2 separate regions of the Homo sapiens genome follow, and region 2 is linked to region 1. The links are chromatin contacts, found by Hi-C or POLR2A ChIA-PET in ENCODE. All regions are on one chromosome and are shown on one strand. Each heading gives the region's core, a stretch centred on a gene start or an enhancer-like site at or near the end of the contact. The rest is flanking DNA. Distances are from core to core; before and after follow the strand shown.

Region 1 (7,200 bases), core at 2,615-5,114:
GGGCTCATAGTTGCATAGGCAAGGGGGCTTTCCCCAAGGCCATCTTTGTGCCCCCAGTGGCTTAGTGTGTTACCTTCCTTGTAATTTGCATTTCATAATTATTCATTCTAGCAAAATTCCTTTCATTTTGCCACTTTCTAGTTGTTTGGCCTTGGAAGATCATTGAGTTTTTCTTCATCTCAGTTTTCTCATTGGAAAATTGAAGTGTGCACTATTTGCTGTCTAAGACTACTCTGGTTACCATGACTCCATGATAAATTACCCCAAAATATGGTGGCATGCAACAATTGTTTTTTATGTGCATGAATTCAGTGGGTTGGGAATTCAGACGGGAATTCAACTGAAAGACACTGAGGCTGGGGGCTTGCATACCCTCTAGCCTTACTCATGTTATGTGTCTGGTGATTGGAGCTGGCTGTTGGCTTGGGGGCCTCAGTTCTTCCCCGTGCTGTCACTCGATGTCAGCTAGCTGGGGTTCCAGCAAGCATCCATGAGAGACAGAAAACCAGGTGTAAACTCTATGGCTTTTCCACAACTCCCCATTTAGCTTTGGAAGTTATACAGTATCATCCCCACTGCATTCTGTTAGTTAAGATACTTATAAAGTTCTGCCCAGGCTCGAGGGAGAGGTACAGCAGTGTACTAGGGCTGCCATGACAAAGTACTATAGACTGGATGGCTTAAACAACAGAAATTAATTTTCTTACAGTTTTGAGAGTAGAAGTCTGAGATAAAGGTGTCAACAGGGTTGGTTTCTCCTGAAGCCTGTCTCCTTGGCTTGTGGATGCTGTCTTCTCCCTGTGTCTTCATGTGGTCATCCCTCTGTGTCTGTCTGTGTTCTAATCTCCTCTTGTAATAAGGACACTGTCATATTGGGTTAGGGCCTACCTTAAGGACCATATTTAGCCTTACTTATCTCTTTAGAGACCCTGTCTCCAAAGGCAGTCACATTCTGAGATACTGGGGGTTAGGGCTTCAACATATGAATTTTGGGGGAATACAATTCAGCTCATAACAGGAGGGAACATAGATCCCACCTCTTGAGAGAAGGTTAGCATCACACGATACAGAGAGCTTGTGGGATGGCTCATACCAACATCATTGTCTTTGGAAAATAAAATCAGCCAACATGACCTACAACACCATCCTGATACAATTTAAATGACATAGATGAAGGTGATTAATAATGACAGCATCATACTGGTGTAATGTACGTGCAGTAACTTACTGGCCTCAAGGATAGGCCTCTGGTTGAAGTGCCCACATGCCCGGGATACATCTCATCACCTAGGTGGATGATCTGAGCATCTACTGTGTGTAAAGATACACATGGCTGGGATTTTGAACATGAATAGACGTGACCCTTTGAATTAACCTTGAAAACAACTTGTGACTCTAATGAGGTTTTTTTGTTCCTATCTCCCATGACATAGGGCTCAACTCTAAGCTTTCAGAAAGCATCTCTTGAAAATAAAATCTTGGATGTTGTAGCAAGTGCTGTGTACATGCTCTTCAGCTCCTAGCCCCATCCTACTACTGTGAAAGTGCATGCCTGTAAACTGCCACCCTCCAGCATCTTTTTCTGGCCATTAGAGCCTGATTTTCCTGAAGATTCAGCAGGTTGGAATGCCAGAGAAGTAATGCCCTACCTGCACCCAGCAGTGTTCCACCAGTGGCTATGGGAGTGGCTCACACACTCCAGCTACCTTCCTTCATGGGACTGGAACCTGGAGTTCCCAAGAGGGATTAGGCTCTAGTTGTCCATGGGGCAGCTGTTTTACTGTCACCTTCCCTGTCCTGTCTCTCTTCCTGTCTCCACTCCCTACAGTGCTCCCAGAGATAACTTCCCAAATTTGCTGCCTGCCCTTGGATGTTATTTTAGGGTTGGCTTCTGAAGGAACATAAACGAAGACAGACAGATGTGCTGGGTAGCTATGTGTAAGATCACACTGAAACATAGCCAAGAACAAGGCACTCAGCCACTCCCAGGTTTAAAATCAAGTTTCCTACTTTGTCTCTCTGGTCTGAATCTGAGTGAAAGCCCAGGCTCCTGCGTCACCTGGGCCACCTAAGGATCTCCCTCCAGCCTCTGGGTGCTGAAGCTCCACCTGCCCTCACCACATCACAGGAAACCGCGAGCACATCCTCCTGCCTTCTCCAGCAGTCTCTTCAGTGAGCGCCTGCAGAACTGCATCTAGAGCACCGGGCCAATATTGTCACCTTCCCTGTCATGGCTTCCTTCCTGTCTCCACTCCCTACAGTACTCCTGAGAGCCGGGAGCACTCCCTGGAGCACTCCCTGATTCGTTTTATCTTCTGCACAACTGTTTGGCTGGAATAGGAAGCAAATGGCATGGAATTTGCATATGAAAAGCCATTCCCACCTGTGTCCTTGTGTCTGTAAGGATAGGAGGATCCAATCTTCTTATCTGGTAATTGGTCAACTGGGACTGAGGGTTAGTGGGAAACCTGTGTGCCCCTACAGGCAGGAGGGGGACGGGGTGACCCTCTCCGGTGGCTCTCAGTCTGCCAGTGTCCCTGGACTGTTTCCAAGCCCAGGGTTCATCTGGGACAACTGGGCAGGGGGCTATCGCTGCAGCCAGCCCCTTCCTGGGTGTACTGATGAATCAGGCTTCCCTGGGGCTCTGGGGAGGGTGATACCCCTTGCCCTCCCCTTCCAGAGCCTTGTGCACTCCAGGTGCTCACCCTGGAGCTGCCTCCCTCCAGTCTTCCAGACTCAGGCTTAGCTGCCTCTCAGCAGCATTTCCCTTTGCCCACAGAGGCCTCCTCTCCTCTCCCAGCTGAGTGTTCACCACTCTTTATTTTATTTTAAACTTTGTTTGGGTTAAAGTGTTTTCTTTCCTCCCTGACCGTTTTTCTCATCTTCTGCTGCCTTTTCCTTCCAGTTGCGGGTTCTTAGGTTCTGAGCCTGGGAAGCTCAACAGTCCATCTGGTGTTTGTAGATGGCCTCAGGGGACCTGACGCATGTCCACATGCCCTTTGGAGCTGAGGGGTGGATAGGACACCTGGGGGCACACAGTCCCCCACCCCGTGCTGCTGGGACAGGACACACTGACCCGAGGCCCCTTCCGGCTTCCTGTGTGGCTCCTGGCCTGGCCATGGGAGTTATGAAATCAGAACTGGTGACTGCCACATGCCTGGGGCCTCAGCCACAGCCAAAACCTAAACCAAATGAAGTCAAATCCCCACCTTAACCCATCTGGAAACAAAAACAGTCCCAAAGAAGAGAGAGACGTGAGCCATTTTGGACAGGTGTGTGATTCTGAAATTGAGGGAATGAGCAAGAAACAGAAATGCGCTCACCAGACCAGTTGCTGCATCCACTGGGCAGTCTGGAGCCGTGTGTGTGTGTGTGTGTGTGTGTGTGTGTGTGTGTGTGTGACGCTGACGAAGAGTTTTGAAACACTGAACTGACAGGGACTTAGAGGTGGAACTGTGTGACCAAATGCTTTTAAAAACGATTAAACTAACTTTACAGAATTCATCCTGAGGAGGGAGAAATGGGCCCTGTTGTAAGGCTCTGGATGTGGGAATTAAAATGCAGGTACTGGCTTGGCCCAAGAGCTGAATGCACTCTTAAGGAAACTGAATCTTTGCCACAGTCGGCAAGCTCAACAGCGATGATTAAACATTTAATCAGACACATGATACTTTGTTGTGTGTTCATTGTGGCTACAGGAAAGGGTGCTGTAACAGATCTTTAAATAGCAAACCCGCGGCTAAATTTCACTTCATCCATCAAAGGCTGCTGCTATGCAATGACCTAATTTTAGCAGCTTATCAATCCCCCAGTGCTTGTTAGTTGATGTAACTTTGATCCTCTGATGCTAGATGACTTTTGTGCTGAATATAGCTAGAATTTAATATGAATCACTTGGATGGCTGCCCAGCTGAGCTCAACTGTATGAGAGAGAGAGAGAGAGAGAGAGAGAGAGAGAGAGAGAGAGAAATAGAGGATTCGGGCTACCGAGGTGAATAATAATATACACATAGGCTTCCTTTTTTTTCTGGGGCAATCAACTCCATATCTCTAGGCATGTATTTCAAGCACAATACCCTTGGACTTTTGCTTTATTTCTCCCTCCTAAACAATGAGACTCTTCTCCCGGCAAACATACATAGGAGGTAATAATAAGCTGCTACTGCCAAGATCTGATGACAGTGTCAATAATTGCAAGACATTTTAAATGAATTTTTTCTAAGCAAATCATTGCCTTTTGCAGTGAGCGTTTATTTCTACATAGGAAGAGAGGAGCTGAGATGTTACGAAGGAGCAGAGAATATCTTTAACAGCCCTCCTCCTCTTTCATTTTCTAAATTATTAGATTGTGCTTTTTTGGCTTTCCTACTGTCTGGCTTCTCATCTGAATTTTGAGATTTCCTTCCATCCTTCTGGCTCTTTGGCAGAACCACCTGTGTCCCAGGCATCCTTCCTGGACGGATGTGGCTGTTGCCTCACTCTTCTCCATTTGCCCTCATTGACATTATTTCTACCCATAAAATAGGGTCCTGTGGTTTATGTTCTTCATTTTCTGAACCTGGCAGGAAAGCTTCCTAGACAGGAGGCCTGGGCAGACACTGAAACACACCGGACTCCTGGATGGGCCTGGCCCCGGACAGCTTGCTGGGGTCTTGCCCACCCTGTCACTCCACCACTTTCTCATCCAAGTTGGGAGAGTCTTTTCATTTCCTCTAATTTCTCCTTCCAGGATTTAACCACTGCCTGCTTAAAACCTCCTCCACTGCAGATTGGGGGTGGGGGGGTTGGGAGGAAATACAGCTTAATCTGACTTGGCCACTGGTTAGCAGCTTGGTAGAGGAGGAAACAGGACTCCCCATCTCAGGGAAGTCTGTGGATCTCAGGGTATTTCATCTCCCTGGGATTCCTGTGCTATTATCTAGGGTGTCCTTTGAAGAAGCTGTCATGGTACAGGAGGCCTTTTCAATGGATATAAGATGCCTTAAGATCCTGAGAAGAAAGATTCCTTTAAAAAGAGATAATAAGCTTCTGTAATAAAATGTCCCAAATGAAATTTACTTTAAATACACACACTGTTCAAACTAGCTTCTAGGTAGCTTGAGAAATGGCAGTGCCACAGCAGCGGTCCCCAACCTTTTTGGCGCCTGGGACCGGTTTTGTGGAAAACAGTTTTTCCATGGATGGGGGTAGGGGAAATGGTTTTGGGATGAAACTGTTCCACCTCAGATCATCAGGCATTAGTTAGATGATTCTCATAAGGAGTGCACAACCTAGATCCCGCTCATGCTCAGTTCACAGTAGGGTTTGTGCTCCTATGAAAATCTAATGCCACCACTGATCTGACAGGAGGCAGAGCTCATGCGGTAATGCTCACTCACCCGCCACTCACCTCTTGCTGTGTGGCCCAGCCCCCAACAAACCATGGGCCGATAGTGGTTCATGGTCCAGGGACTGGGGACCCCTAATCAATGGGACATTGTGGCTAGAGAGGAACAGAACATTCTATTTTACACTCTAACATTTCAGTAATAACAAAATACTATTTCTACAGACCAGCCCTGTCAACACCTTCATCTTGTTTCACATTTGTGAAGGTCGGGGAGGCATCTGGAGCTTCTTGATGTGTCAGCTCGGAATGCTGCCTGTGGGCTGGGTCGGCTTCAGGCCTGCAGGTCAAGGTAAGGGTGCATCTGTGAGTGCCTGTAGAGCCAGCTCATTCTGAGATTCTGTCCTGGGAAAATCCCGCAGTGGGAGAGTTGGGGAGGGGCAAGGAGGGTCACTTGAGATTCACAGGAGAGGATCTCCGATGTTCATGCCATCCAATGCTCAGACTCATTGGTCATGGTTCAGCTATAACTGTAACGGGGCCAGGTGCTTTGCCTTCTACCCACCAGAACAGATAAGGTGGAACACAGTTTGAGAGGCAGATGAGAAACTCCCTACAGTGAGTATGAAATAATGATGCAAGCACCATAATAATTCAAAGAAACACTTATAGAATGCTTACTGTACCCTCAGGTGCTCTCTAAGTGCTGTCTATAGATAATCTCATTTAATCCAATTCCCTTAGAAGGTAAGTACAGTCATCTCTCAGTATCCATGGGAGACTGGTTCTGGTACCCACTGCAGATACCAAAATCCACGGACGCTCAAATCTCATATAAAGTGGTGTGATATTTGCATATGACCTATGCATAGCCTCCTGTATATGTTAAATCATCTCTAGATTACTTATGACATCTAATACAGTGTAAATGCAATGTGTGTTGTACTGTATTGTTTACATACATTACATACAGTGGCAAAAAAAAAAGTCTGTACATGTTCAGTGCAGACTCAATCATTTATTTTTTTCCCCCAAATATCTTCTATCTGAGGTTGGTTGAATTCATGGATGCGGAACCTGTAGATATGGAGGGCCAACTGTATTATTGTTTCTACTTTATAGAAGAGTAATTGGAGGCCCAGTGAGGTCAGGTAATGTACCCTAGGTCACACAGCTAGGAACTAGAAGAGTCAGGATTCAAACTTAGGCAAAGTCCAGAATTTGTGCTTTGGGACCACTAGGCTATACGGTCTCTAATTGACTAGCAATCTCCAACAAATGTTTTTTGACTCCTCCAAAAATGACCTGCTACACCTCAGTGAAAGCAGCCAATGGCAGGCTCTGTGTTAAAGCCCTGGTCAGTAGTTGCTGTTGGCTATGAGGGTGGCATTGTGCTCTGGTGCCTGATGGCCCCAGATGTGTTGAAATCCAGGCTGAATCGTGGCCCTGGTACGAATCAGAGGTTTCAGTCTGAAGGTAGTTTTAGTCCATGGGTTTGAGCTGAGAGTCTGTGTCTGGGCAGTGCCAGCACTGATATTGACAATACTGTTGTATCTGGCTTAAGTTGGTCATCCCAGTGACATTCCTCAGGATTGGCTTGGATTTGTGGGGGAAAAGGGCACCAGTGGGGGAGAGGTTTTCTGCTACGTTGAAGGGACCACAGCCTGGAATCATGTGGGAGACACTGGAGTAATCCATCTCCAAAGCAGGATAGGCAGACCCCAGCACCACAGAGCTCAGCTCACAGAGCAGCCCAAGGCAGGGGAAGGCTCTCCAGGTTGCAGACTTCACTTTTTGGTGGTTAGCAAAGGATAATAGGACCCTTAAAAGATCCTAAAACATAGAACAGAGACGAAGAGTTCATGAACGGAAAA
Region 2 (7,200 bases), core at 2,759-5,258, 51 kb before region 1:
AAAGTCTGACTGGCTGAGGCCCCCTGAAGTCAGGGTAGACCCTGGGCTCTGTGCTCTCCCAGCTGCCATTCATGCTACACTTTTTCACCCATCCTTGGCCTCAGGTAGGGTCAGAGGCCTTCAGGGTGTCCACCTTCCCTTCTCCCCAAACACCTGCTGAGCATCCCACTCAGCCACACCACAGAGCTGCAGTAGGCTTAGGGGACTTTTCTGCCTGGGTTCCTTGTGGTCAGCCAAACACCAACTCTGACTCCTCATAGTGGGAAGGGTGGGATGGAAGCCAGGGGATGTCTGTTGGCAGGCACACAGCTCTGCAGGCATCTGCCAAACAGACCTTATCTGACAGCCACTATTGGGCAAAATGGTTCTCTAGACCTCAAAATATGCCCAAGAGGGGATGCCGGGAGTCACCAGCACCCAAGAGAGCACCCCGGGGACAGGGCTTCAGTTGTCGGTGAACTCCTGTCCCTTCTGCCACTGAGTCCTCCTCAACTAGGGCAACCATAGCCCCCGGAGACAGGGTGTAAGCATCTTAGCAGTGCGTTGCAGTGGAGCAGTGATGTAAATATATAAGGGAATATCTTAGAGACAATAGCATTAGAACAAGGCCGAGCCTTCAGTTTGAGACAAGGACTGGATGCACAATGGGCCCTTTAACAACATAGGTTTGAACTGTGTGGGCCACTTATATGCAGATTTTCTTCCACCTCTGCCATTCCTGGGACAGTGAGACCAATCCCTCTTCTTCCTCCTCCTCGACCTACTCCACTTGAAGACAGGGATGAAGACCTCTATGATGATCCGCCCCCACTTGGTGAATAGTAAATATATTTTCTCTTTAATGATTTTCTTAATTATATTTTCTTCTTTCTAGCTTACTTTACTTTAAGAATACAGTATATGACATATATAACATATGAAATATGTGTTAATTGGCTATTTATGTTATCAGTAAGGCCTCTGGTCAACAGCAAGCTATTACTGTAAAGTTTTGGGGGGAGTCGAAATGTATACGAGGATTTTTGACTGCATGAGAGTTGGTGCTCCTAACCCCTGCATTGTTCAAGGGTCAACTGTACTTCGAGGTACTACAATTTTAGTGATTAATTTGTCTTTCTTGTTGGTGCTTTATTGTGTGGGTTGATTTGTTTTCATGAATATGTATTGGTAAATAAAATAAAAGAGTTTTAAAAAAGGAAAGCCTAGGCTGGGTGCACTGGCGCACGCCTGTAATCCCAGCACTTTGGGAGGCCCAGGCGGGTGGATCATGAGGTCAGGAGTTCAAGACCAGCCTGCCAAGATGATGAAACCCCATCTTTACTAAAAATACAAAAATTAGCTGTGTGTGGTGGTGGGCACTACTCAGGAGGCTGAGGCAGAGAATTGCTTGAACCCGGGAGGCAGCGGTTGCAGTGAGCCGAGATCGCACCACTGCACTCCAGTCTGGGTGACAGAGCAAGACTTCGTCTCAACAAAAGCCTGTGTTAACTGCACCCATTAGCTGTGTGCTCTTCAGCAAATAACTTACAAGGGGCCCTCCACCTTTCCCTACTCATTCCCTCTGAAACTGCATTTGCAAAATTTATGACAGTGAGAGAAATCTGACTTAGTTGATTGCATCTTGCTTCTGACCTCCAAGCTGTCCTTGGTCAAGGCAGCATGGGCCAAGGTAACTTTAGGAGGAATATAGTTTATAGTTTAACTTAAAAGCAAGGGTAAAAGTAAATCCCTCCATAAAACTAACCCCCTCCTTGCTCAGGGACCAAAAACCGCCTTTGTAAGACTAATGAAGGATGACAAGATTAGAATTGTGGGAGAGGCCTGAACTCTGCCTAAATGATGGCATAATTTCTATAATCCCTTACTGCTCAGGGGTCATGTGGCCAGAGGTCACAAGATTTGTGACGTTCCCCAATTGCTCCTGTGGATACATCACTATTGTAGAACCTAAGATTGGTTTTATCTGATTTTTTTCAGACTGACTTCACCTGGACCCCTGACTCATAACTCAGCTGGTCCTGTGGTTCCACCCAGAGGTGGACTCAGTGCACAAGGATTGTTTTCCACCCCTTTATGATTTCCTCCCCAGCTAATCAGCAGCACCCATTCCCTAGTCCCCCAGCCCACCGAATACTTGAGTAATAACTTCATTTCTCCTGCATGGGCCAGCCTTACGTCAGTTAAACTCTTTCTCTGTTGCAATGCCCTGGTCTCAGTGGATGGATTTCGTGCAGTGGGCAGGAAGAACCCATCAAGTGGTTACACTTTTACCTCAGTTCCCTCCAGGACTCAGGAACTCCTCTCTGGGCCATTGTAAAGATGAGAAATAATACACATACAGCCTGGAGCTCAGTGTTATTTGGGCAAGGTTGTGGGTAAATGTTTGTAGGTAAAAGATGGGAATCAGATCTACCCAGACAGCTCTTCATGCATGCACGTTGGGGAGACAGAAAACTCACCATCCAGGGAAGGCTTTCACCCATGTGATGACTTATTTTATGAGTCAATTTGAGTGGACCGTAGGTGCTCAGATTAAACATTATTTGGGTGTGTCTGTGACAGTTTTCTGATGGGATTAGCATTTGAACCAGAAGACTTAGTGAAGCGGATGCCCTTCTCAATGTAGGTGGGCCTCATCCAACCCCTTGAGGGTCTGCACAAAACAAAAGACAGAGAACAGAGGAATTTGCTCTCTTCCCCCCTTTCCTCCATGCTTGAGCTGGGACATCTCATTTCTTCTTCTTCTGCCCTGGGATTGGGATTTACATCATCTGTTCCCCTGGTTCTCAGGCTGTTGGAACAGGAGTGAATTGTAACACTGGCTTTCTTGGGTCTCCAGTTTGCAGATGGCAGATCTCAGGGCTTGTCAGCCTCCATAACTGTGTGAGCCAATTCCTCAGATAAATTTCTTCCTGTGTACATACCCTGTTGGCTCTGTCTCTGGAGAAGCCTGTCTAATTCACATGTGGTGGGCAGGGATGGTTAGCTGGCTGAGCTCCTCCCTTTCCTCACTCCATGTTGTCCTGTGCTCTCCCTGGGCCATTGGGGTGACAGAGGGGAGGAAGGGAGGGAGGAGACGCAGTGGAGAGGATGGAGGAGGTTTGCTGGGGAGTGCAAGGGGCAGTAAAGGGCAGCAAAGGGCAGCAAAAGGCAGCTGAGCTGTGTGGGAGGCAGGGAGTGGGAAAGCAAGATGGCGGCGGGAGGTTGAGGGATGTGGTGGGAGCTCAGTCCCCTTGTGTGGTTGGAGACTTGCAGAGCTGGCTTGATTATCCTCAAGTCCCCTTTGGTCCCTGGGCAGCAACACCCACGAAAAAGTGCTGATTTCCCCAGACCATGGTGCAGCTACCACCCACTGAACCAGGGTTGAAGCTTTTATACTCAAGGGAGAGTGGAAACTTCTAGAATAGGGAACAGCTTGGTGAGCAGGTAAATATGGGCAGGCAACATTTCCGAGAGTGGGTGTGCAGATGGTGGGCAGTGGGGGGGAGGCACACTATTTTTTTTTCCCCAAAAGAACTAACTCATTCCTTAACTCATTCCTTAGAGAAAACTTCATGAAAACAGAAACAACGATGCTCCCAGAATCACAATCATATGTTGGATTTACTCACTTGAAGCTTCTCTCCAGATGTGGTTAAGGAAATATGACAAATAGACCTTGTTCTGATTTTTACTTTCTCTAAAGAACTAATATAGCTGATGGATTTATGATGAGAAAGCCATTAACACCATGAGCTGGATTCATAGTGCTCCTTGTCTCTCAAAAAATTGAGATACTTTGAAATAATAGGTATGTTTCTTTAAGAACACATTCTAGAAATTCAGGGCAAGAAGACCCTGCATCTGAAAGAACACACAAGTGGACATTCTGTGTTCAGAGAGACGAGAAGTTCCTGCCCTGGGGGACTATTTGGGTACTCAGTGTTCATAATGATAAGATTCATTTAAAAGGCAAAAACCCACAAACTAAAATGCGGTCAAACTGTTGCAGAGAGTAGGGGTGACGTACAAGGTGAAGGAAACAGAAGTTTTGTGGTTTAATAGCTGGTTTCATGATGAGTTATGGTATTTCTTCAGAAAAACTCTGCAAGCAGTTACGTGGTGCTATTAGACAGCTTTGGGAACTAATTCAGTCATGGTTTTGTAACTCATCTTCAATGGTGCTTGTTTTTTTGTTTGTTTGTTTTTGGTTCGTCTTCACAGTCACAGCCCAATATTTTTGTTTGGAGGTGGGGAGGGAGTGGGTTCCAATTATCTGCTGCTGTGTAATAAACCATCCAAAATGCAGCAGCATAGAGCTACCATTTTATTATTCCAGTTCTTCAGATTGCCTGGGGTCAGCAGGATGGTTCTTCTGCTGACCTCCTTTGGGGTCTCTCCTATTGGCAATGACTGGTAATAGGGCTGAATCACCTGGCCCTGGGACTAGGAAATGGAACATGGACAGCTGAGCCTCTCTCTTTCTCCTTGTGGCCTCAGGACTTCTCCATGTAGTCTCTCCAGCAGGTCGATGGTCTTTTAAAATCAGGGGTCAGCAAACTTTTCAGTACAAGACCAAATATTTTAGACTCTTTGACCATATAGTCTATGTCACAAGTACTCAACTCTACCATTGTAATGCAAAGGTAGCCATAAATGCCCATAAACAGATGGACATTGCTCTGCTGCAATAAAGCTTTATTTACAAAAATAGACAGTGGGCTGGATTTGGCCCATGGGCCATAGTTTGCCAACCCCTGTCTTACATGGTGGTTCAGGACTCCCAAGAGCACAAGAACAAACATTGCCAAGCTCTACAAGTTAGGCCCAGAACAGGCACAGAGTCACCTGATACACTGTTGACTAAAGTGGGTCTCAGGCTTAGTCCAGACACAATGTTGGAAAGCAGGGAAGAAAGAATGTTTCTTCCGCCCTTTTAGGTTTAGTGACTGTGGCCTGCAAATTAAACTAACAAAGGACAGATTAACAGGAGAAAAAGTATACAAATTGTATTTGATGTTAATATCTTAATTTTTGGGCTGGGCATGGTGGCTCATGCCTGTAATCCCAGCACTTTGGGAGACTGAGGCAGGCAGATCACTTGAGGCCAGTAGTTTGAGATCAACCTGGCCAACATGGCGAAACCCCGTCTCTACTAAAAATACAAAATTAGCTGGGCATGGTGGTGCACACCTGTAATCCTAGCTACTCAGCAGGCTGAGGCAGGAGAATCGCTTGAAGCCCTGAGGTAGGAGAATCGCTTGAAGCCAGGAGGCGAAGGTTGCAGTGAGCTGAGATCGCACCCACTGCACTCCAAGCCTGGGCAAAAGAGCGAGAGTCAGCCAGGCATGGTGGCTCATGCCTGTAATCCCAGCAGTTTGGGAGGCCAAGGTGGGCAGATGACCTGAGGTCAGGAGTTCGAGACTAGCCTGACCAACATGGAGAAACCTCGTCTGTACTTAAAAAAATAATAATAATAATACAAAATTAGCCAGGCGTGGTGGCACATGCCTGTAATCCCAACTCCTTGGGAGGCTGAGGCAGGTGAATCGCTTGAACCCAGGAGGCGGAGGTTGCACTGAGCCAAGATTGCACCACTGCACTCCAGCCTGGGCAATAGAGGGAGATTCCATCTCAAAGAGTGAGAGTCTGTCTCAAAAACATTTTTTAAAAAATTTTTACATGTAAACAAGTATCTTACAGAAAGTGAAAACCCAAAGAAAGAGTTATGACTGAGAACTCATATACCATTTTAACAAAGACTGTAAACTTGTGGCAAAATGACAAGGCAAAGACAAAGGATTTGAAATTCTAGTGGTGATAAACCGTGGAATGTCAAATATGTGGGGGAAAACTAATGGAAGATAAGGTTTATTTAGTAAGTTTGTTTATGCAGATTGAAGCCAGTATCATGTCAAGGGATAAGCATTGTCTCCTTTTCCTGGCAGAGGGGGACCCCTTCACAAAGGGAAATTTATGCCCTCCTTTACACAGGTGGGAAATAATAGAGAGATTTTCCTGCTTCTGCTATTTCTCATTTGCCTTCAGCTCAAAATAATCCTTATGCCAAAGTGGTATATTCTGGGGTGGCATGCTCTGACTCCCTTCAGGGATGACTGCAGAAGGGCAGTTACAAGGATTTGGGGTTCTTGGGGCCATCTTTGGAGACACATGGCACAGGGGAGTGAGAGATGTAAGGTCACTCTTTGGTGTTTGATTTTAAGGAAACATTAGTGTATGCAAACTTTGTGTTTAAACCAAAGAGCAGAATTTATCATTTGAAATGAAAATTTTATAGCTACTAAAGTAAAAATAGGTGAGTTTAGTTATTTTCTGTTGAGTGCTACTCCACCAAGGTTAACAAAAGGACTGAAGTGCAAGGATTTCGTGGTGGGAACGCTTGTCTCCTTTGCCTGCTTCCCCTCATTCATTATTTTTGTATCCGGATACAGGAAACAGAAATGCTACATGACAATTACTCTCAGATGCAACGGTCTTTCGGACATCATGTTTTGCTGGGGTCAGATGGGGACCTTATTTTCTGTGTGTTCTGGTTCTCCTCTCTGGTAAAGGGGTGTCCCTAGGGGCAGCTTTTAAAGGGCTGAGTGGCTTCAGGCACAGGCAGGGGCCCTCCTGCTGGGGTGATCCCCTGGTGAGACAGAGCCCCTTTACTCTGGTCTGCACTGTTTTACAAACCTTGACTTCCCAAACTCAGGTTCTCCCACCTTAGTTCCAGCCACGAACCTGTTTCTATAATACAATGGATCATGTTACTGCCTTTTGGGAAAACCCCCGACTGCTCCTCCTGATCCTCCTGACTGACTGCAGTGGAAGCATCATCTATATTCCAGCTGAACCATCTTCCTGCCCACCCAGCACACACTGCGCAAGACCCTACTCTATAATCCCCTGGACTCTTCAGTCTTCCCAAAGGAGTCCCGAACCTTCCTATCTTCTCATGTTTACTCAAAGCCTGAAATGCTTCCCCCATTTGAAGATGATTCTCCAAATCTCAACCTAAGTGCCCCTTTCTCCAGGAAGCCCTCCTTAGTTTCTTTTTAGTTGGATCAGTTGTTCCTTCCTGAATGAACCCGAGAAGGAGAGAGAGAGAGGGAGAGAGAGAAAGCAGATTTTTACTATTTTACTGAAACATATCCTAGAAGCCCCATGAATACTTTCACATGTAAACTTAGAACACATTTACCTTTGCAGAGTGCAGAG

Evidence for each region. Hi-C counts contacts between places; a loop is a spot of excess contacts on that map. ChIA-PET counts read pairs that join two places held with the same protein, here RNA polymerase II (POLR2A). Pooled maps may share reads with other maps.
Region 2: a loop to region 1 is called in a map of CD8-positive, alpha-beta T cell, with 7 times the contacts of the local background. The contact joins two enhancer-like sites. A Hi-C loop is called at or near these places in 13 of 168 maps with a recorded cell type or tissue (CD14-positive monocyte, CD4-positive, alpha-beta T cell, CD4-positive, alpha-beta memory T cell and 7 more), 20 of 37 single-sample maps with no recorded cell type and 17 of 50 pooled maps. POLR2A ChIA-PET finds 5 or more read pairs at or near these places in 24 of 52 experiments (AG04450, CD4-positive, alpha-beta T cell, CD4-positive, alpha-beta memory T cell and 14 more).

The regions. Positions count from the first base shown.
Region 1 is chr9:91,096,900-91,104,099 of GRCh38, reverse strand. It overlaps LINC02937 (long intergenic non-protein coding RNA 2937), which reads left to right. Exons shown (of 6, transcript NR_184105.1): 4 at 1,434-2,431; 5 at 5,552-5,678. Among named protein-coding and RNA genes, the nearest start is that of LINC00484, 19 kb to the left of the region's middle. Within about 2 kb of position 3,864, at least 21 of the 41 ENCODE cell types and tissues checked have a DNase peak (open chromatin) inside an H3K27ac peak, as active enhancers do; they include CD14-positive monocyte and CD8-positive, alpha-beta T cell, where a contact is called at or near this core.
Region 2 is chr9:91,147,984-91,155,183 of GRCh38, reverse strand. The region is part of intron 1 of LINC02937 (long intergenic non-protein coding RNA 2937); the gene reads left to right. The region is part of intron 2 of LINC00484 (long intergenic non-protein coding RNA 484); the gene reads right to left. Among named protein-coding and RNA genes, the nearest start is that of LINC02937, 12 kb to the left of the region's middle. Within about 2 kb of position 4,008, at least 5 of the 41 ENCODE cell types and tissues checked have a DNase peak (open chromatin) inside an H3K27ac peak, as active enhancers do; they include CD14-positive monocyte and CD8-positive, alpha-beta T cell, where a contact is called at or near this core.